Linked DNA regions of Homo sapiens: region 1 is linked to region 2. The links are chromatin loops, found by intact Hi-C in ENCODE. Cell type or tissue: chondrocyte. All regions are shown on one strand. Links, peaks and the distances in the headings refer to the core of each region. The heading gives the core; the rest is flanking DNA.

Region 1 (10,576 bases), core at 1,356-9,355, 120 kb before region 2:
CACCAAACAGTAGCGGTGAGTATTTATCAAACATCAAATAATAACATGATCAGATAACATGCTTACCAGTGAAAATCTAATTTAGAGCTTTAAAAATGTTTCATTTGAATTTTCAAAACCCAGACTTTTTGATAGGTACAAAGAAATACATTTTCAGCGTGCAATTTGATTGACTAAAGTAACTATGTATCAACAAAATCAAATTTTGACCATCTGAATATCTTTGTAGTAAATGAATGGCGTTTTAAGAAACCACAGGAAAAGGCAACATCCCATTCTGGTCAAGAATTTGGGTTCTGGAATAAACACACACAAGTTTATGCCCCAACTCTGCCATTTACTAGCTGGGTGATGCGGGGCAAGTTACCCAACTTCCTTGAGCCTCATCTGTGAAATGGGGGCAACAGAAGCTTCCTTGTAGAAGAATCCTTATGATAAGCATTTGAAGGGAAGTGTTTGGCACACTGCAGACTATGTTTCAAACACTAGTAACAGAAAGGCTACAAAATGTATAGTCTAGACAAGCAACAGCATCCTTTAAAAAGTTAAACTAGGCTGGGTGCAGTGGCTCACACCTATAATCCCAGCACTTTGGGGGGATCGCAAGCACTTGCTGAGGATAGCAAGACCCTCATCTCTACAGAAAGAAAAGACCTTCAGCTCTACAGAAAGAAAAGAAAAAAGAAAAGAAAAAGAAGGAGGGAAGGAAGGAAGGAAGGAGAAAAAAGAAAGAAAGAGAGGGAAAGGAAGGAAGGAAAGAAAGAAGAAAGAAAAAGAAAGAGAGGGAAAGGAAGGAAGAAAAGAAGAAAGAAAAAGAAAGAAAGAAAAGAAAGAGAAAGAAAGAAAGAAAGGAAAAAACAGAGAGAAAGGAAGGAAAGAAGGAAGGGAGGGAAGGAAGGTAGGAAGGAAGGAAATTAAACAAACTAAATAAAGATAATGGACATTATAGCATTACAGGCTATTTGTGTGTACTAACTGGTTTAGTTTGTATTCTTCAGAATAGTTAAAGGAATAAATCTGTTTTCCTCACTTTGCAGCTGACTACCCAGAGTTGCTCTACAGGAAGCAGCATGTTGCAAATCAACAACCACGTTCCAATGTGGGGCTCATCCACCGCCATTTGTTTTCTTGGCCCAGCCTCTTAGTTCGAGGGCCACTCCTCCCTGCCTGCCAGGCACAGCTACCTGTCACTAGATTTCAGTTTCATTCCCTCTGGCAAATGATTACTTATCTCTTCAAGCTCTCTCCCAGGGCAGAGCCTACATTTTCTGTCACCCTCATCACACCCTCCAAAATTGGTAAAAATCTATACATCCATTTTCACAAGATGTGGTAAAGTCAAAGAAACATAAACTTCACATCTAAAATACAATTTTGTTTATTTTGGAATCCATGTGATTCCAAAATCAGATTTTATGGGATCAATATTTATGAACTTTTAAATTATCGATAGCCTTGAGAATGAGGATTCGATTTTTATTTTTTTTCTTTGACATCTCCTGCATGTCTCGAGCTCTGGGCCAGCCATCTGTGTAACTGCAGACATTGCCTTCCACTTCAGCTGCTACTTCTTAGCCTTGGACCACTATCCTGTGAAATGAGAGGGCAGAGGCAGGATCCCTGGAGCCAAAGACGCAGGGGCAGTGGCCATATTCACCTCAAATGGACAAGCTCCTTCGGCTGGAGCATGGGTGCGCTTTAGCCTCCTTCCACCTATAGGGTTCTGAACCTGTTTGGGGTGGAGGGGAGTGCACCAACCACAGGTCCACACTAAAGCCCTCCGCCCCTTTAGACAGCTACAGCCACTCCCAGCCAAAGGCCAGGCCACTAAGGAGCCCTGAACACCACATCCTCTGGGGCCACACTTAGGAGGAAAGTTGTCTTCCCACAGCTGAAGCCATTGATAGGCTGAGCTAGCCCCTCTTCTATGATCAAAACTGTGTGTGTCTATTGGGCAATCAAATATCAATAGTGACTGAAACTCCCATTTCCTTCTAGCCCAAGCATGCTCTGCAACAGGGGAGGAAAGGGTGGCTATTGACTAAGTGTCTCCAAGGTGCTTTCACAAGATGCTTGGTGCTTTGTATATATTATCTCATTTAAATCACAACCACCATTGGAATAAGGCATTTTAATCCCCATTTCATGGCTGACAAAGTTGAGGTTCAGAAACGTTAAGTCATTTGACTGAGGTCCTGTGGATCACAAGTGGCAGGGTCCAACCCAAGAATGACTAGAATGTTCATAATCAGACTGCCGCAGCAGGCCAAGACGGGGTGGGCAGAGGGGGTGCCAACACTGCTCCATAATCCCACTCCTGATGAATGGACAGCCATCTATGTCAGGGTCACCGTGACTGGGTCTTTGTTCCAGTGCTGAATGCATGCACACACACCCACACACGTGCACACACACACACTCACATGCACCACAGGGTGCCGGAGTAATGTGGCTGTTTTGATCTGCTCTGAGGTTCCTAACTCAAGCACTGAAGTCCTGGGCTCGGCTTGAATTCAACCTGAGCCGAGAGCTGGCCAGGCCTCAGAAACGCGGGGCCGTCCATCACTTACGTCTCAGGTCTGCTCCTCGGAGAGCTGGAGTTGACCACAACTGCCTTGGCACAGTTCCACTGTGAGGGAGTCACAAAACTGGCATTTAAGTCCGGAGCGGAAAAAACACCCCAAGCTTGTTCGTTTTTCTGACAGGTGCTGGAGCCCATGAAAGGTCAGATTCCAGCTCACAGTCACATCCTGGCTTAGCCGGCTCCAGGCACACAAAGGCCTGTCTGTCTCGCCCCAGCGTGGGGAGTGGGGATGGAGGCCAAGGGCTTAAAATGGCCGCCTGATGGCCTGCTCCTGCTGATCCATTCCTTCACGCACATTGGCCTCAATGAAGCATTGGGAAACCCAGCTGCCAGGGATGTGTGAAATGGGAGGAATGAAGAAGAATGCAGGCTTTTTTCTTATTTGGAATTGCAAGAGATGTTAACCCCCCGGCAGCCCATGAATCCATGCCCTGACATCAGCCTGCTGTGGCTCATTTTGTAAGAGCCCCGGGGACACGTCTGTTTCATGTTCAAAGCCTTACCAGGCTGGAAAATTGAGTGAGAGCTGTCCCTCCAAGCCCTCAGCAAGGATGTTGGGAAACGAAGGAGTTTATTCTCTTCCTTGCTGGTGCATCAGGGATAGCTCAGAATCGCGGTGTTATTGGAACAGAGGGCGTGTGTTTAAATGCACGTAGCCACATGCTTTCATCCAGGAAGGTTTATTTTTGCAGCCTTTATGAAAACATCCTCCAATTCAAAATGGCTCCAAGGACCCACAGTCCTGTATTTTAAGTTTCTCACCAGCTGCTGTAGGCTGAGATTCTTTACCGCTTCTAACTTCTTCAAAAGATCTCACCACCCTCTCTTGTCACATGACTCCTTCCCCTCCCTCTCTGTCACCTCCCCATAACTTTACGCCAAATTATAATGCTGACAAGAAGCCAAGAGTTACAGCAGCTGCTGCACATCATCCTTGTAAAGAATCCTGGGTGATATTGATCATATAATAAAAACTTCAATTGACAGCTTCTTTTAAAATAACAAGCTCAGAGTACCAATACAATTCTTAAAACAAAAAACAAAAAAAAAAACTTGCTTTTGAAATTAAAAAACAGTGGTTTTGGAATAATTTTCTCCCCACCAGTTGAAAATCTCACCCTGACAAGAAACTTTCTCAGTAAAATAAGCTGTAGACTGGAAACTGGAGGCCTGGCCTCTTGTCACAGCTGTATCATGGAGTTATTCTGCATCAAATATGTTCATAGTCAGATGATGGGGAAGCCCCAGCTTTCTGAAGGGGTGATCACCAGCAAAAGACTGACTGCAGAGCTCTCCTATGTGTCCTGAATGTGTCCCCAATCCCTAAAAACCCTGTCCTTGCTGCCTTCTGTTAAGATTCCACCCCATCACCTCCACAAATGATTGACTCAATGAGCTTTTGCTCGCAGCCTATGTGAAAAGGTACAGTGTCCTTGGGGCCTGTCCCACAGCCACTCTGTAATTTCATGTCTCCATCTCTCAACAGGAAACACACTCATTCCCCTAGGAAGCATATTGATGATCACAACTACTATGTACATACATTGTGCTAAGTTCTTTTCAGGCACAGTCGTGTACTTTTTCCACCATTTTATGAAGTAGGTATGTTATAACCTATTTTGTAGAATGTATCCCATTTTATAGAAAAGGTGCCCGAGGCTCAGAAAGGCCCCCTGATATGGTGGAGCGAGCACACAAGTCCATATCAATCTGACTCCAAAGATTGTACTCTTAGCCACCACCCTGTAGGGCCTCCTAGCATAACTGGGACTATGAGGAATAAATACTCTCCAATAATTTTTTAAAGAGCACAGTAGAAATGCTTTCGTCAAAATAACTACCATTCGTTGGGCCTTCAGTACATGGTGGGAACTGCTAGGAGCTTTGTGTAAATCTCTTGTAACATTCTCATAGGGTAGGTATTCACGTTCCCATTTTACATGTTAGTGGCTTGATGACACCAAAGACAAAACAAAATCCTGGGCTCAATCCAGGAGTAAGAGACCTTGGCAATTCAGCTGGACGATGTACAGTGCAAATTTGGCAGCATTCAAAAGTCTTACTGCTACAGCTCTTTTATTATTATCAGAAATAATAACTATGGCATTTATTGAGCCTGGAATGCCACATGCTTTAGGGCTCCCTTCCTGGTAGGCTGTGGTCATGCTTTGGATATGTCAGCTTTCCAAAAATGTGGTTCCTGTGATTTCCAGACTGCCTGGGGCTCCGTGTGTGTGTGTGTGTGTTGGCACACACCCCATGATGTGTGTCTGTCACACTGCAGGGAGCTTTCCTTCATTTAAACAGCCAATTAAAACCCACTTTGGCACTTAACGCATGTCACTGCTTCTCGGCACTCAGCTGGCTTCCCAGCAGGCCTTTAATTTGATAAAGAGCTTCTAATAACGACTAACAGAGGGCCTGGTAAGTTAATTAAACCTTGCCCTTTATTTTGCTTTCAAGGTGTGCCTCCTCGTAAAAGCCCAAGTTTTGTGCTTGCAAATGACTTTAGACAATGTTCCATGCTTCAATGAGAAAAGTATGTCTGTCATGTCCTGGCAAGTTACTCTTAAAGTCTCAATTTCAGCATCATGTCAGGCTTTCACGGAGGCCAGAAGCAGATGGAAAAAAACCTCTGCACCCAATTGTAGGGAGGCCAGATTTAGCAATGGAAGATGAGTTTCCTCTGAGAGTACAACGCTGAAAGATGAGCTGGCTGTCATATCGAACTCCATTTATCCCATTTCTTTAAAGTAATCTGAGAGTCCAGATGGGTTGTATAAACAGAAGAGGAGGTTCCTGGGAGTTCACTAGCTTAATGAAGCCCGTATGTTTGACTCATGTAATAAGTATTTAATCATGCTGATGAAATTCATTTAAACTCCAGCCACACACGCTGTTGCTGAAGCCCTGATAATACCCTACATCACTCGTGCTGGCAGCACTGGAGCAAGACAGGTGACAAAGAAAATTGTGGCATTTCACAGGGTAAATAGGCTTTGGAGGGTCTGCAGGGGAAAGATAATGAGCCATGGGGGGCTGACTTGTTAGGCCATTGCCTCTGAGTCCTTGGAGCTCCCCTCTGTACGTGGCCATGGTGAGGTGCTAATGGCAGGGTAATAACTCACACATGCTTGCTTCTTCCTTTCTGAGTGATTGATGCAGAGAAGGTGTACCCATCAGGAAGCTTTCTGCTGCAAGTAACAGAAACCTCAACTCCACTAGCTTGAACAATCTGGAATTTTTCTGAATACATATTACCAGAAGTCCTAATATAAAGTGCTGTGAGACCTGGTTATTTCAGCAGCTTGAGCATATCCTCAAGGCCTCTGGTCCTTTCCCTATCTCTGTGCTGTACCTCATGATGTGGTCAGTTGTGGTCCCAGTCCAGAATATTTTCTGCTCATAGGCCAATGACTGCCAGTGATATGGTGATATGGTTTGGGTGTGTCCCCACCCAAATCTCATCTTGAATTCCCATGTGTTGTGGGAGGGACACAGTGCAAGGTAATTGAATCATGGGGGCAAGTCTTTCCTGTGCTGTTCTTGTGATAGTGAGTAAGCTTCATGAGATCTGATGGTTTTAAAATCTCTCTCTTTGCCTGCTGCCATCCATGTAAGACATGACTTGCCTTGCCTTATGCTATGATTGTGAGGCTTCCCCAGCCACGTGGAACTGTAAGTCCAATTTTCCTTTGTAAATTGCCCGGTCTCGGGTATGTCTTTATCAGTAGTGTGAAAACAAACTAATACAGTAAATTGGTGCTGAGAGCGGGGTGTTGCTGAAAAGATACCTGAAAATGTGGAAGCAACTTTGGAATTGGGTAACAGGCAGAGGTTGGAACAGTTTGGAGGGCTCAGAAGAAGACAGGAAAATGTGGGACAGTTTGGAACTTCTACACAGAAGTCGAGAATTGAGATTTGGGAACCTCCACCTACATTTCAGATGTATGGAAATGCCTGGATGTCCAGGCAGAAGTTTGTGTCAGGGGTGGGGCCCTCATGGAGAACCTCTGCTAGGGCAGTGCGAAAGGGAAATGTGGGGTCAGAGCCCCAACATAGAGTTCCTACTGGGGCACTGCCTAGTGGAGCCATGAGAAGTGAGCCACTGTCCTCCAGACCCCAGAATGGTAGAGCCACTGATAGTTTGCACCGTGTGCCTGGAAAAGCTGCAGACACTTAATGCCAGCCCATAAAAGCAGCCAGGAGGGAGGCTGTACCCTGCAAAGCCACAGGGGCTGGGCTGCCCAAGACCATGGGAACCCACCTCTGGCATCAGCATGACCTGGATGCCATGGAGTCAAAGGAGATCATTTTGGAGCTTTAGGATTTTACAGCCCTGCTAGATTTCAGACTTGCATAGGGACTGTAGCCCCTTTGTTTTGGCCAATTTCTCCCATTTGGAATGGCTGTATTTACCCAAGGCCTGTACCCCCACTGTATCTAGGAAGTAACTAACCTGCTGTTGATTTTATAGGCTCATAGGTGGAAGGGACTTGCTTTGTCTCAGATGAGACTTTACACTTCAGACTTTTGAGTTAATGCTGAAATGAGTTAAGACTTTGGGGACTGTTGGGAAGGCATGATTGGTTTTGAAATGTGAGGACATGAGATTTAGGAGGGGACAGGGGCAGAATAATATGGTTTAGCTGTGTCCCAAATCTCAACATGATTTCCCATGTATTGTGGGAGGGACCTGGTGGGAGGTAATTGAATCATGGGGGCAAGTCTTTCCTGTGCTGTTCTCATGATAGTGAATAAGTCTCATGAGACCTGATGGTTTTATAAAGGGGAGTTCCCCTACACAATCTCTCTCTTCACCTACTGCCATCCATGTAACACGTGACTTGCTCTCCTTTGCCTTCTGCCATGATTGTGAGGCTTCCCCAGCCATGTGGAACTGTAAGTCCAATAGCTTTCCTTTGTAAATTGCCCGGTCTTGGGTACATCTTTATCAACAGCATGAAAATGGACTAATACAGATGGGATCACCATGATTGACTATTATCTCTGAGTGGCAATGGGGCAGTGTTGGTTCAAAGCCAGCTCCCACCAGCTCATGCAAGCTGATAGTGCACATCTCCTCCCAGCTTTGCGTTTAGTGACTTCATGTTGGTAGCTTGAAATTGGGCATGATGGGCAACACCACAGGAATTGGCAAACACTACATAGCAGGGCTTTTTCTCCTGAAAAGCCAGTTGGCAAACATTTACCTGCATATCACTGTGACAAGGTCACCTTCCTTATGGCTGGATGCCAGAATAAAACCAGGGTTCTTCTAGCAAGAGAGAAAAATGGTAAGGACATTCAGAATGTGCAGTAGACAGGGGAAACTATTCCTGACCTTCTTTTGACTAAAAAGCTGTCTGCTGTGCCAGCAAAAATTCATGTACCAACCTGACCAAGCTTATCCATGGATGGGACTACCATTCTGATGTTTGTCTTGCTCTGAATGTCTGCTTGTCACCTGCTTAGGGTTATTGACCGTGATTCTGGAAATCATTTTTGTTATACATGACCCCTCTGACTTTGTGGTTTTCTCTACTGGATTAACAATGATAGCCATAGGTGCTTTTTTGTTGTCCTTACTGCAATGACAGCCCTGTATAAAGTTATAGTCAACAAGAACTTGCAGAAAACCATGAGGCCAAGACTAGGAGTGATACGAAGGAGCAGAGGTCCCCAAGGCACTACAGAGCCTTCCATGACTCAGTCGCTGATCAACAGCACCTTGTTGTAGCTGTACATTGAAACTGGATATCTTCACGGCTTTGGAACTTTTAAGTCTCCTGAGCATTGTTTTTAAATACAAATAAAATCTGGCTTTAAAAAAAAAGAAAGAAAGAAAAAGAAAAGCATCTGTGCTCTTCACAGCCCTGCCTCCCCATACACACCCATCTCCATGGGTTCTGCACTCCTGATGTGTTACCTCCCTGAAAGCAGGGTTGCATAGCTTTTATACCCACTTAGTTACAGATATTGCACTTGGTAGACCCCCACTTCTAACACACAAGAATACACACAGTTGCCCCTCTCCAAGCACACACACCCTTCCTGCCCATTTTGATGGGAGACAGAAAATCACCAAGCCTTGGAAAGTAGGTTACAGGGGGTGACTCCCCCCACCCAATGCCAACCAGTGATGGGTGAATGGTGGGCATGGAGGGCAGAGGAGCCCCTGATAGAAGTGGTTCCTGGAACAATATCAGATGTTTCCCCTTCTCCCATTCCCACAGCAATGTGTCTCCCCCTCTTTCTCCTGGAGGAGAAGGTTTGGCCAAACAAGGATAAAGTTCTTGGTGGGAGAACTCTTTTTTTTTTTTTTCTGGGGGAGACAACATCTCCCCCAGAAAGGCTTGGGTTGCCCTCTGCTCATTCTCTTTGGAAACATAGCACTCGCAGTCTGAGGAAGACTGAAGCAACTTACAAATGGGAGAACCCAAAGTACCCTCAAAAGTGTCCTAAAAGAGCCTGCTCAAGTAGGAAGCACTTGTCTTGTTGGTTGGCTTCATTTTTCTTTCTTTCATTTTTGTTGCTGTTGTTTTTGTTTTGAGATAGGGTCTGGCTCTGTCACCCAGGCTGGAGTGCAGTGGCAAGATCATGGCTCGCTGCAGCCTTGATTTTCTGCGCTCAAGCAATCCTCCCACCTCACCGCCCAAGTAGCTGGGACTACAGGTACACACCACCAAGCCCAACTGGCTTCATTTTTCTACCAAAATTAAAAAACTTCTCTAAGAAGCTTTTGATTTCTTTTCAGCTAAAATGATTCTCCACACTTAGTGGGCATCACAGTCACCTAGGAGAGTCTGCTAAGATGGCAGTTTCCTGGGCTGTTCTTCTGGTAATCTGGTTCAATAGTTAGGGTGCTGGGACCAGAAACCTGCACTTTTAGCAGGCATTCTCCGCCACCCCTGACCCCACCTCTCAGTGACTCTGAGGCAAGTTGTCTGAGAAGCCCTTCCATGAATGGGAATAAAATGTTCCCTTTGGTGGTCTAATCCAGAAGTTGGCAAACTGCAGCACACTAGCTAAGAAAGGCTTTTATAGCTTTGAATGGTTAAAGAAGTCAAAAGATTATCTTGTAATATTAAAATCATGCAAATTTCAAATTTCAGTGTTTCTAAATAAAGTTTTATTGGAACACAGCCACACTCTGATTATGTCATGTTTGTGGCTGCCCTCACACTATAGCAGCAGAGTTGAGTCATTGTGATGGAGATCATATGGCCTGCAAAGCCTGAAATATTTACTATCTGGCCCTTTATGGAAAAAGTCTGACAACCCCTGGTCTAACATGTTCCATTATCTCTCAATTCCCTGGCAGGAGGGCTTCCAATGAGTTAGTTCTGAGCCACTGACCACATCAGAGCCTTGCAGCCTTAGTAATAGTCTGCAGCTTTATGTCATTTGGCTCAAGGACTGAAAACAATGGCCAGGTGTCTTTCTGAGTGCAAAAGAGCCCTAGAGAGATGACGACTAGAGCAGGTAGTGGTGTGTTTCTTAGTGATATGCTGCAACCCACCCCAACCAGTAACCATTGTGCCATGATCCATGGAGCGTTGACTCCGTCCACAGCATGTGCATGCCCATGGCAGGGTCAGTGGGAAGTGGATGCAAACACACACATCTCATGACCCCTGCCCCCCTGGAACTTATACTTTAGCTGAGAAGAAAACACAGAGGACTTCTAGGCAGGGCAAAAATAGTGGTGGCTCCATTTCAAGCTGTGGGGCTTTTCTCAAATCAGTTCAGGAATGTGTTCAAACATTTACCATCCCAGGTCAAAACTCTGTGAAGTCAGTGTCCTCCATGAAAGAGGAAACCACGAAGGAGAGCTTCCAGGACTGCAGGCCTTGCCTTGTGACCCTGGCAGGTCCCATCCAGGCAGTATATGTTGGCAGAATGCCTCTGATGAGTAGGGCCCAGCATGGGAACTTAAGTAAGAAGGGCACTTGGAGAGAGGGCTGAGCCAAGAGGACAGAAAAACACACA
Region 2 (10,576 bases), core at 1,116-9,115:
ACTGCTTCACTTCTGCCTAATTTGTAACTGTCTTGAGGGCAAGGACTACATTTATTTTACCTGCCACTACAAGTATTGCCATTTACAGCTTAATACATATTTATCAAATTAATACATGAACGGACACAATGTAAAATACTTTTTCTTACCTACTATAGTCTCCAGTCAAAAATTCTGCAATAGCAGCAGGAAGCTCTGTTTTAATAATTAAAAGATAAGATGACATAGCTGCAAAAGAATAAATAGTGTTCCTATTAGAATTCTATGATTCTTAACCATTTAAACAATAATCCATCTAGGAAAAGAGATGTCCATTAGAGCTATGACAACATATGGAAGATTAACATATAACACACTATACCAAAGATACATACACACACACACACACACACACACACACACACACACAGAAAAGTAACTGTAGAGAAGAATAACAATTGTTAAGTTCATTAAGTATCTTTTGTTTACATTTCAAGTCCAAAGCAAACTAGGTAAGAGAAACAGTCTTGATTACAGGCTACTTTTAAATGAAATTTTGTACAAAGTTTTACAAAAACTCTCTTATATGTTATCACTCCGTCTAAGGCATTAGAGGTTAGTTTAGCAACAACAGACATAGACACAGAAGTTTAATAGGTATGGCTAGTAACTGGATTATCTGTTCCTTCTTACTAGAGAAAGATGCCTCCCCACAACAGAGAAGTCTCATTCCCTCTGTCCCTTTCTTTTCCTCTCTCTACTACCCACCCCTGCATTATGAACACATATAATTATAGGATAAAAAAGAATACATAATGAATTACATTTAAAATTAGTCTCTAAAAAGATTAGAGAAAGTTCAATATAAACCATTAAATATATTAAAAAGACAAAACTTCCAACTTTTATTCCATTTTATTAACAGGGTTCATCTATATTATGTAATCATAACCTGAAGCTAGCATTATTTCTCACATTTAATCTAACAGAGTCCGATAAATAACTACCTTTTATAGCACTTTAATAACGATCCTAATTCTGATGTAGCTATAAAAACAAATTCTATAAAAATACTAGGAAAAGTTTTAATATGGTTACAGAATACAGAACTCATTCATATGTAAATACTTGAGTTTAAGCTTAAATATATAGAAACTCAGAAGATTTGTAGTCAGAACTTCAATTTAACAGAGTAAGATTCTCTTTCCTCCCAGAGATTATGTTTGTGTGTATGTGTTGGGGCCAAAAAGGAAACGCCCATGAAGAACAAAGAGTGTTTGGGAGGCCAAGGCGGGCGGTTGACGAGGTCAGGAGTTCGAGACCAGCCTGGCCAACATGGTGAAATCCTGTCTCTACTGAAAATACAAAAATTAGCCAGGCGTGGTGGCAGTTGCCTGCAATACCAGCTAACCTGGGAGGCTGAGGCAGGAGAATCGCTTGAAACTGGAAGGCGGAGGTTGCAGTGAGCCGAGACTGCACCACTGCACTTCAGCCTGGGTGAAAGAGCAAAATTCCACCTCAAAAAAAAAAAAAAAAAAGAATAAAGAGTATACTTTGTGTGCACATTAATTTTATTACTTATTTATATATCAGGAAACATTTCACTTTCTCCTTACAAAACTTACAAAAGCTAAGAACAAAAATGAAAGTCAAGTTTCAATGGCAAAAATCTGGGGAAAAATTGATTAAAAGGCTCAAATAGTTTAAGAAGAATGTATATTTCTCAATCAACATCATTTGAAAGGAGCTGAACTTCATGATTACAATGCTATGTGACCATTTAACTTGAGGAAAAAAAGGATACATGCTACTTTGCGTGTAAATTTGTATGGAGATAGATAATACTATAGACACAAAAACATACACTCTCAATTTTTTTTAGTAAAATAACATGTATTTATGTCAAAGTAAAATTTAGAACAGTTAAATAATCACTTCTCTGTGATGAAAATATACATATACATATTTTTTCAGTTTACAACGATTTCTTTTTCCCTAGCAGAAGTACAGCTATGTCTCAGTGGGTTGACTAAAATCCACTGAGACATTTCTGCAAAATCTTTTAGTTATGGGGTATTACAACTGATTGTATGTGAAAATGTGTTCTGTATTGTTCATATTCTCGTAAGGAAAAATGCTATCAATTTGGCACAGAACAGAAGGAAGGTTTAGACTAACCTTCTCCATTCAAGGATTTGGAGTTTTTATAATATTTTACCGATTCCAAAGAACTCTACACATATGGTGCAAAGATAAAAATTGTGAACTGAATTTTCTGAAACCGGCCTAGACTTACTTAAATATATCTTGTGAGAGAGACAGAAAAGAAAAAAGACAAAATACTTTGAAAACAAGGAAAGCAGACTTCCTATAAAATGTAATTTATTATCTGCCCATCTTTCTTTCTTGCTTGGATTAATCCAACACCACATGCATTTCTAAAGTTTCAGACATTCATCTCTTTCAGTAATTTTCTATTATTTCTTTTGGACCTTTAGCTGTAGAAAGCTTCAGTGAATATGAGATCCTATTTCTTTCTAATATAATATCTGTCATTCTTTCCAGAATTTCTATTAGCCCCTGGCTAATCATCTGATCACTTTTATCCTTTGTTGTACCCTCAACTCTTTGGTTTTCAAATGGGAGTACTATTTCATTAGATTCCAGTCTGAAGAATCATGTATATTTTAAGAAATATGAACTCACCAAACGTGTTTCTCTCTCAAAGAAGACCTCACATACAAGATACAAATATAATAAAACATGCAAAACATTGCTTCTTTTCTAGAGAATGTTAGTATATATTTTAAGAGTATACAACCACAGAACTTACTATAGGGGAAAACCCACACGGATTAAGCCAGTAAAACAAAGGCCACCACCATTCTATTCACTATGAAAATTATTTTTTTCTTAATCACAAGTAAACTTTCATGTAAGAACTAGCTAGCACTTTAACACATTATATTATATATAATACAGAAAAGAAACAAAAAGATTACCAAATACACATTAAGTTAGGAAATATATCTTAATTAAATTCATACAAAAGAACAATCAGCTCAATAAAATGAACTGGAAAAGTTTTAAAGATATACTATTGATAGGAATGCTCATATTGCCTTTGTTTTTAACTAAAAGGTTTACTAGATCAAATAGCTGTCTGCCACAGTTTTTGTCTTATGTCTTTTATAAATGGCATAAGAAAGTGTTTAAGCACTTATCTTACAGACCAATCATAAGCAAAAATTTGCAAATGATTTTGGGTGACATGGACACCTAGTATAGATTCCTAAAACAAGACACACCATGTTCTACTCTAAATTAATAGCTGCAACTGGGTCATCCACAAGAGCCATGCATATAGTTAAGTGGCCCCAAACCACCAAAGCCAAAATCAGTGCCAGAAGATATACCTTGATGTCAGGTATTCAGCCATTATAAATCACTTAGTTTTAGCACATTAACTAAATAGGTATTCTTTTCTACTTAATTTTAAACTAATATAACTCATTTAATAGAAACTTCTCTGGGAAAAAATAAAACATCTGTCAACTGAAAACACAGAAGTTGAAAGCACTCTTTAAAAACAACATGGAGAAGCAACAGTAATATTAAAAAGTGACTAAAATGGGGTAAAATCTGATTAGGTAATAGCAAGTTGCAAGGTGTTAATATCTGCTGATCTAATTATAAAGTGAAATAAATGAATTGGGCCCGGGAGGTTGAGAGGAGAGATGTTAGAAACACAGAAACAGGGAAGGGACTCTGGGCAGAGATCCATGAAAACAGCTAACATCTTTGTTTTTTAGATGCCTACTGTATGCTTGGTAGTATTCTACACAAGTTATTTCCTCACTTAATCTTTACACAAACCTGTGAGGTACATATTACTTATTTCACAGAATATAAGGAAGCACAAAGAAGTAACTTGCCCAAGCTAGTGATGGTGCAAACAGCCCGCCTGGGTTGAGAAACTCGTTCTATTAACTAGTATGCCATGAGAAAGTGCAGGAGCAAAGTGAAAAAGTAAACCAACAAAACAAAGACAAATAAGGAAAGTCTACCAGAAGTACCACTCTTCAGAATTATTTTTCTTTTTTAAATCAGTATTTAAACAAACTACTTTTGAATGCTGAGATTAACAGTTGACTTCAAAGGAAATGAATATCACAGAGAACATTAGTCAGAAGCTTTAGTAACACTTAGAATTTTCATTTCATCTTGAGATATATTTTCAATGTATTTCATTTTTCAGTATTGGAGCTCCTTTGGTGATGTGATTAGTTCAAAATTCATGGAGTTTCATGATGAGATTCTATTGCATCTACTGCTATGACTCTACTGTATTTACGGCTGTGATTGTAGTTCTGAAGAGGAAGTTTCCTATTCTCACGTATTTGAAATATTAACACTCCACTGAAATCCAAAAAATAAAAATCAGTCTCTGTGCTTCCAAATACTGTATTCTTATGAGTTATTTTTCGCAGCACTCTGAAAATGCTTCCCAAGTTGTCGTTATTAAGCATACAAACTTAAAAAAAACAAACCAACCCTAATTGGAGTTTGGGCCTAAGACATCATTACAGTTTATGAAGATAAGAATCTTTTTTGTTAAACATGTAAAATATATGTATGAGGACAGAATTACTTACAGCTATTTTTAAAACAGAATTAGGTTTTCAGCACTTGGGGGAAGTTCAGCAATTCTTAAAGGATTACTCAGCCCTAAACAAACGGATGTGCTACGGGGAAAAAATAAGTTTGCCTTTCTGTCTCAGAGAGATTCAATTTTATTTCAAACATGTTTTTAGTCATGGATACTAACTGGTTTATTCTATTCAATGTGTCTCATTAATCTGGTGGTCCCACAAAATATCTAAATGCCACTGAAGTTCTATATGCACTCAAATAGTACAGAACACATGCATAAATGAAAATCAAAATATATGGGGGAAAATGCTCCCCCATGACCCTAGAAAAAAATGTATATCTTTGTCTTATCATTTTCAGGATCTTAAATTTGATTAAAAAATGACCAAAATATCTACTGTTCTGAAAATTTTATAATTTTCAATAGAAATTACTATGAAAAATATTTTCAAAACCTTAAAAAAGATACACTACCAGTAAATGTTGTCAAATGAAGTGCTTGTGAAAAAGACTCTCCAAATTTCCTGTACCTCTCCTATTCTAAGGCAGTGCTTTCTAGAATTTCTAGACAAGTCTCAAGAAAGCTGCAGTTTCACCACAGATAAACTGACCAGCAGATGGCGATGTATCTGCGCGCCCAATCCTAGTTTCCCAAGAGACAATACAAACTAGTATATCTGAAACACTCTTAGTACTTTACTAGCCTACCAAAAAGTAAATAAATAAAATGCATGAATGAATATACAGGAAGAAAGCAAATCCAAGTAGTTTCTAGCATCTAATATTGTGAATTTTTCAAATACTGAGAATTTGAGATTTTTATAATTCTCAATTGAAAATGATCTTATTTATACCTTTCTGAGATTTAGAAATGGGGTTACCCGAGTCCATAGATTACCAAACTGAGGTGTTAATAAAGGCTGCAAGAGTAAGGTGTGTGGATTCTGTGCCAGACTGAAACATCTGGGTCATTCTAGCAATTTCAGGAGGTTTCAGTAAGACTACTAATGTTTATGGTTTTCCTTTCACAAAACGTAGTAATGATTAAATTTTTAATCTCCTTTAAAGAACTGGGGCTTTGAAGAATTAAGGAAAGCATATGCTATTCATAGTAATCCTTCATATTTATAAGAGCAAAATAAGAATATAACATCCCCCTAGGAGCTACTCATCTTTCCACATTTTGAATTGGGCAAGTTGTGAAACCAGAAATAACATCAATTGACTTCACTGTTATCATGTGCTTGTAAGAGTTAATAAGACTTTTTCTGGCTTGACTAAGAAGATGATTGGGATGTAGTGTTTGATTTCTAGTGATAATTCTAGCCTACTGAATGGTTTACTTCAGGAGTTCAAATGAATGTGAAACCAACTACTTACCTTAGTTTTTAAGAAAAGAATCACATAATACAACACTGTTACAGGAACTATGTGAAAACTACCTTATACTTACTTTCTACTACAGTTATTAATCTTTTATCTTTAGTTAGGCTGCCAAATTCAAACTCTCTAAGCCAGAATTGTCCCCTATAACAGCATTAAATGTTAAAACTTCCAGACACATCTTTTCTGACTTTGGGTCCCAGTAGCAGTGGCTCTCAACAAATGCTACTCCAGCACCTGAGGAAATGGGCTGCAGAGGGTTACCTCTGGCTCTAGCCAATGTTGAGCCTGTTATTCATTAGTATTGGGAAGATATCAGGAATTGCTTTTAAGTAGTAATTTACTATATGGTTCCCAAATTTCCAAAGCCAAGGATTTCTATAACCTTAGAATAAGAGTGTTAAATCTAGTGTGTTGCATTTTTTTCCATTATAAAATTTAGAGATTTACAGACAGTAGATTTTTTCAATCAATTTGTCAGACCACACTAGAGCCTTGTGACTAATACTTGGTGCCTGATTAATCTTGGGGGAGAAAAACGATTTTCTGTGAAGTTCTAACAGTAGACGCTTTCCTAAAAACTATATGCTCACTTACATATACTGGGCTTTCTCTTCCTGGTCAATCAACTCTCTTTTTGCTCTTGAAGGAGTACTAAGCCAGGTCACTAGCTTTTCCCCCTCTCCCCTCTTAGTCCTTTCTTTCTTCCTATAATAAATGTTATTTACTAAATGTATACTATGTGCTAAGTACTAGGGATGTAAATAAATGAGCACATTAATTTGATTTATGGAATATGGAAATGTGGGAAATAAACTGGGTCTTTGGCGAAAGACACATGAAACAAATATTGATCAAGGGCAATCCATGGTCATTTTGCTTTTAAAGGCCTTCCATTTCAATTTTTTTCATGGATTCACCACAGGAATTGTATCTCATGAAAACTGAGAAGTATTTAAATGTTACAAAGAATAAGAGAGTTAAGAAACATTAAGATATGATTTTCTTAACCTGAAAATAATAGATATTTTACATATATGTGTGTGTGTGTGTGTGTATATATATATATTATTATTATTATTATTATTATTATTTTTGAGACAGTTGCCCAGGTTGGAGTTCAGTGGCGAGATCTTGGCTTACTGCAACCTCCGTCTACCGGGTTTAAACGATTTTCCTGCCTCAGCCACCTGAGTAGCTGGGACTTACAGGCACACAACCCCAAGCCTGGCTAATTTTTTGTATTTTTAGTAGAGACTGGGTTTCACCATGTTGCCCAGGCTGGTCTCAAACTCCTGAGCTCAGGCAATCCTCCCACTTTGGCCTCCCAAAGTGCTAGGCTTACAGGCGTGGGCCTCCACACCCAGCCTATTTCAATATATTGTTAACCCATTTTACATAAATGAGATCTAACTCTCCCCAGTATTTTGAACTTTTAAATTTTTATATAATTCTAAACTAGAAGTCATTCTATGGTCTTTCAAGTTTCTTTTTTTATCACTTACATAGTATATTCAATTGTCTCTTTGAGGCAAAATCTTAGGCTTTTAAGCAGAACTTTAAAAACTGTCCAATTCATTCAACAAATACTACTTATTGAGCTCTTCTCAGAAACTAGGTAAAGTTAGGAAAACAAATAAAAACACATAGTTCCTGTCCCCAAGAAGTTAGAAAATCTTCAACATTTAATCTTTTCACATTTTTCAAACATTTGCTATATCATAGCAGAAAGAATAAAGGCCAACTGAGCAAGGTTTGAATCCAAGCTTCATTATGGGATAAATGTGAGCAAGCTACTTATCTCCACTGCACACTGATCTCTTCTCTATAAAATGAAGATAATATCTATATTGAAGAGTTGTTATAATTAAAGTATCTAGTAGAGTGCTTGACCTAAATAGAATCTATTACATTATTTTTCAGTTTTAATGTAAACAACCACTGCAAAAGTCAGATAATTTATACTAACAAACATTCTTTTAAAAAAAAGTTATCTGAACTACATTATTTGCAGACAGGCACTTAAGATGTGTAAAAATTCAATCTGATTTACACTTAATATAATCTTTTAAATATCCAATATATTTCCAATTAATAAAGAAAATAATCAAAATCCATTTTAATGAAGTAACATTGGTCATTGTACGATTAACTTATTTATTATAATAAAACTGTATATATATATATATACTTATTTAATATAATGACACAGTATATTAAATATCCTCCCAAATAAGTATGTTGTTTGCAAGCATACATGGACTAGAAGTTCCACAGATTCTGTATATATCAATCAAGAAACTACTTTTTAAGGCTAGGGTTCCTAGACTTTAACCTAAGAGGAGGTTCTAAAGGGTAGTCCTAAGAACTGAAGTTCCCTTTTGCTTAGTGACAAAAAATAGCATCCATGAATGCTTTTAGGGCAATAGTTATTGATTTGTTAAAGATACCTAAGAAAGGGCCAAATCATCTTTTGAACCAAGTATAACCCTCGCATTGAACTTTCCTGTAATAAAATACGTTAATACGTTAAAATAATTAATATGCCTCCCAATGTGCCAAATTTGAATTCAAATTTTGGGGTAAGAAGGGACCTTAAACTCCCTGCTTCCCACTCTACCGTCCAACAATTTAACAAAGAGGGAACTGAAGCCAAGACAGTGAGAGTGAGGGATTTCCACAAGACACATGGCTACCCAATGGCAGAGACTGGAGTAGACAGAATTCAAGGTATCTGACTTCCAATCTAGTGTTCTGCTCACAAGAGCAAGCTTCCAATTCTATTATAATAAAGAAATGGTTTATGTACATCTGGCTACGAAAAAAGACAGAAAAAACTCTGAAAATATGTATTTGGTTATTACTGACTGGGCACTTAATACACTTTTAACCAATGTGAAGAAAATCATGAGGATATCATTCTAAAAACTAAATAAGCATTACTAGCTTTTCTAAATTTAAGGGACATTAAAAACTGCTGTGACCACTCTAAATCACCTTTTTAAAAAAAAGTTCTAAAATAAGCAAGCAAGCAAACCAACAAAATTAAGAGTTGGGAAAACTCATGATTTATCCACCTCCAAATGCAAGAATCCTTTCTAGAATTCTGGCAACTGACCAACCAGCTCTGTTTGAATGTTTTCAGGGCTAAGGAGCATTTTCAAAGGGATGTAGGCCATCCTCATTATCACACAGCTTAGTTACAAGGGTACTCCGAATAAGAAAACCCAAAACAGCTTCTCTGTAGATTTCTATACATTAGCACCAGTTCTGCCCTCTGGAACAATACTTGAATTAGTCTAGTGTCTTTTTTATATTTCATGTTCAGTCTTTCAAATACCTGAAGCTAGATGCCGGTCTAGCATTTCCCTTTTCTCTTCTTGATAAATATATCTAGAATATTTAAGGTACTTAGAAAGAGATTATACAAATCATTTCAGCTCTATTCTGCTCAACAAGTTTATCAATTCCCAGGTGTAATAGGTGCTGGGAGTACAAAGAGAAATGAGGCATACTTTTGAGCTAAAGGAACTTAACAATATAGTGGGGTACAGGAGCATACATACAGAGAAGTTAAATCTAGTAGCAGCCAAGTGCTACAGTATAGCCATCTCCAATAACAGTTATAAACAAGATTAGAGAACAAGGAAGGAATCAAGGTGAAAGGGACAAAGAATACAACAGTGGGCCTTGTGCCAGGGTCACAAATTTGGATCTAAATTGCTGAACTGAACAGTCTACATAAACTGTTAAACAATGGTTCAATCTAACCTAAACAATATGTGATAGTTCTTAGAATCTATACAGAGAGGATAAAGAGGGATTAAAAATATAAAAATATACATCATATTCAGAAACATTATCAGTGCACAGTTAAGCAATACTTAGTTGCTAAATAAATTATTCCAAAATAGATCTTAAAATCAATGACTATAATAAATTCATAAATGAAGAGACTGGTTTTCTTGACTTTCTACTGTGAAGTGTGAAGTAGTGTGTGTTAGGAGAAAATTATTTGGTATGGCATGCAAGAAAGCATTCTTTTTATTCATATTTTTTCATGAAAATTCAAAGAATTAAAACAGGATTCTAAAACAATGGCAGCACAATTCACTGGTGGAATGTCAATTTTTCCTTAACCAAAAAAACCTATTAACGATGGAATTTGATTGAACAATACTTAAAGTGATATAGCTCAGACCTCTTGATTATGAGAGCTGAAGTTTATTAAAACTGTCATCTTTGAATTAAACTGTTACATGTAAAAAATAAGATTAAAATGTCCTCTGACTATACAATCCTGTATAAGATCCAAAGTACATGTCAAACTTTTCTGTGTATTTTCCTTTAAGAGCATTTATTTAGCACTCCAGTCAATGATAAAAGAAAACGAAGATATTGTTCAGCACTACGCAACTTCTTTACAACATATACACACATGATACCCATATTTTGGATTTAAATGTTTAATACATTTACTCAGTAACTGTCTATAATTAACAGTAGTTTTATTTCTACATAGTTCTCAATATTGAGATCATTTCTAGAATTGGTTATTAAT

Evidence for each region. Hi-C counts contacts between places; a loop is a spot of excess contacts. Peaks named below come from ENCODE experiments on the same cell type or tissue, not always from the same donor. Only the 100,000 strongest peaks of a DNase experiment are listed, where the experiment ranks them.
Region 1: it touches region 2 in a loop (2.3-fold over the local background); 2 of 110 quality-filtered maps call a loop at or near these places.

The regions. Positions count from the first base shown.
Region 1 is chr14:61,140,324-61,150,899 of GRCh38, reverse strand. No RefSeq gene overlaps it. Among named protein-coding and RNA genes, the nearest start is that of TMEM30B, 140 kb to the left of the region's middle. In chondrocyte, for the core only: a CTCF peak has its summit at 5,617; a DNase peak (open chromatin) is centred at 2,562.
Region 2 is chr14:61,020,097-61,030,672 of GRCh38, reverse strand. It overlaps SLC38A6 (solute carrier family 38 member 6), which reads right to left. Exons shown (of 16, transcript NM_153811.3): 6 at 150-228. Among named protein-coding and RNA genes, the nearest start is that of SLC38A6, 44 kb to the right of the region's middle. In chondrocyte, for the core only: CTCF peaks have their summits at 5,026 and 5,237 (motif pointing right); no DNase peak of the experiment used is centred there.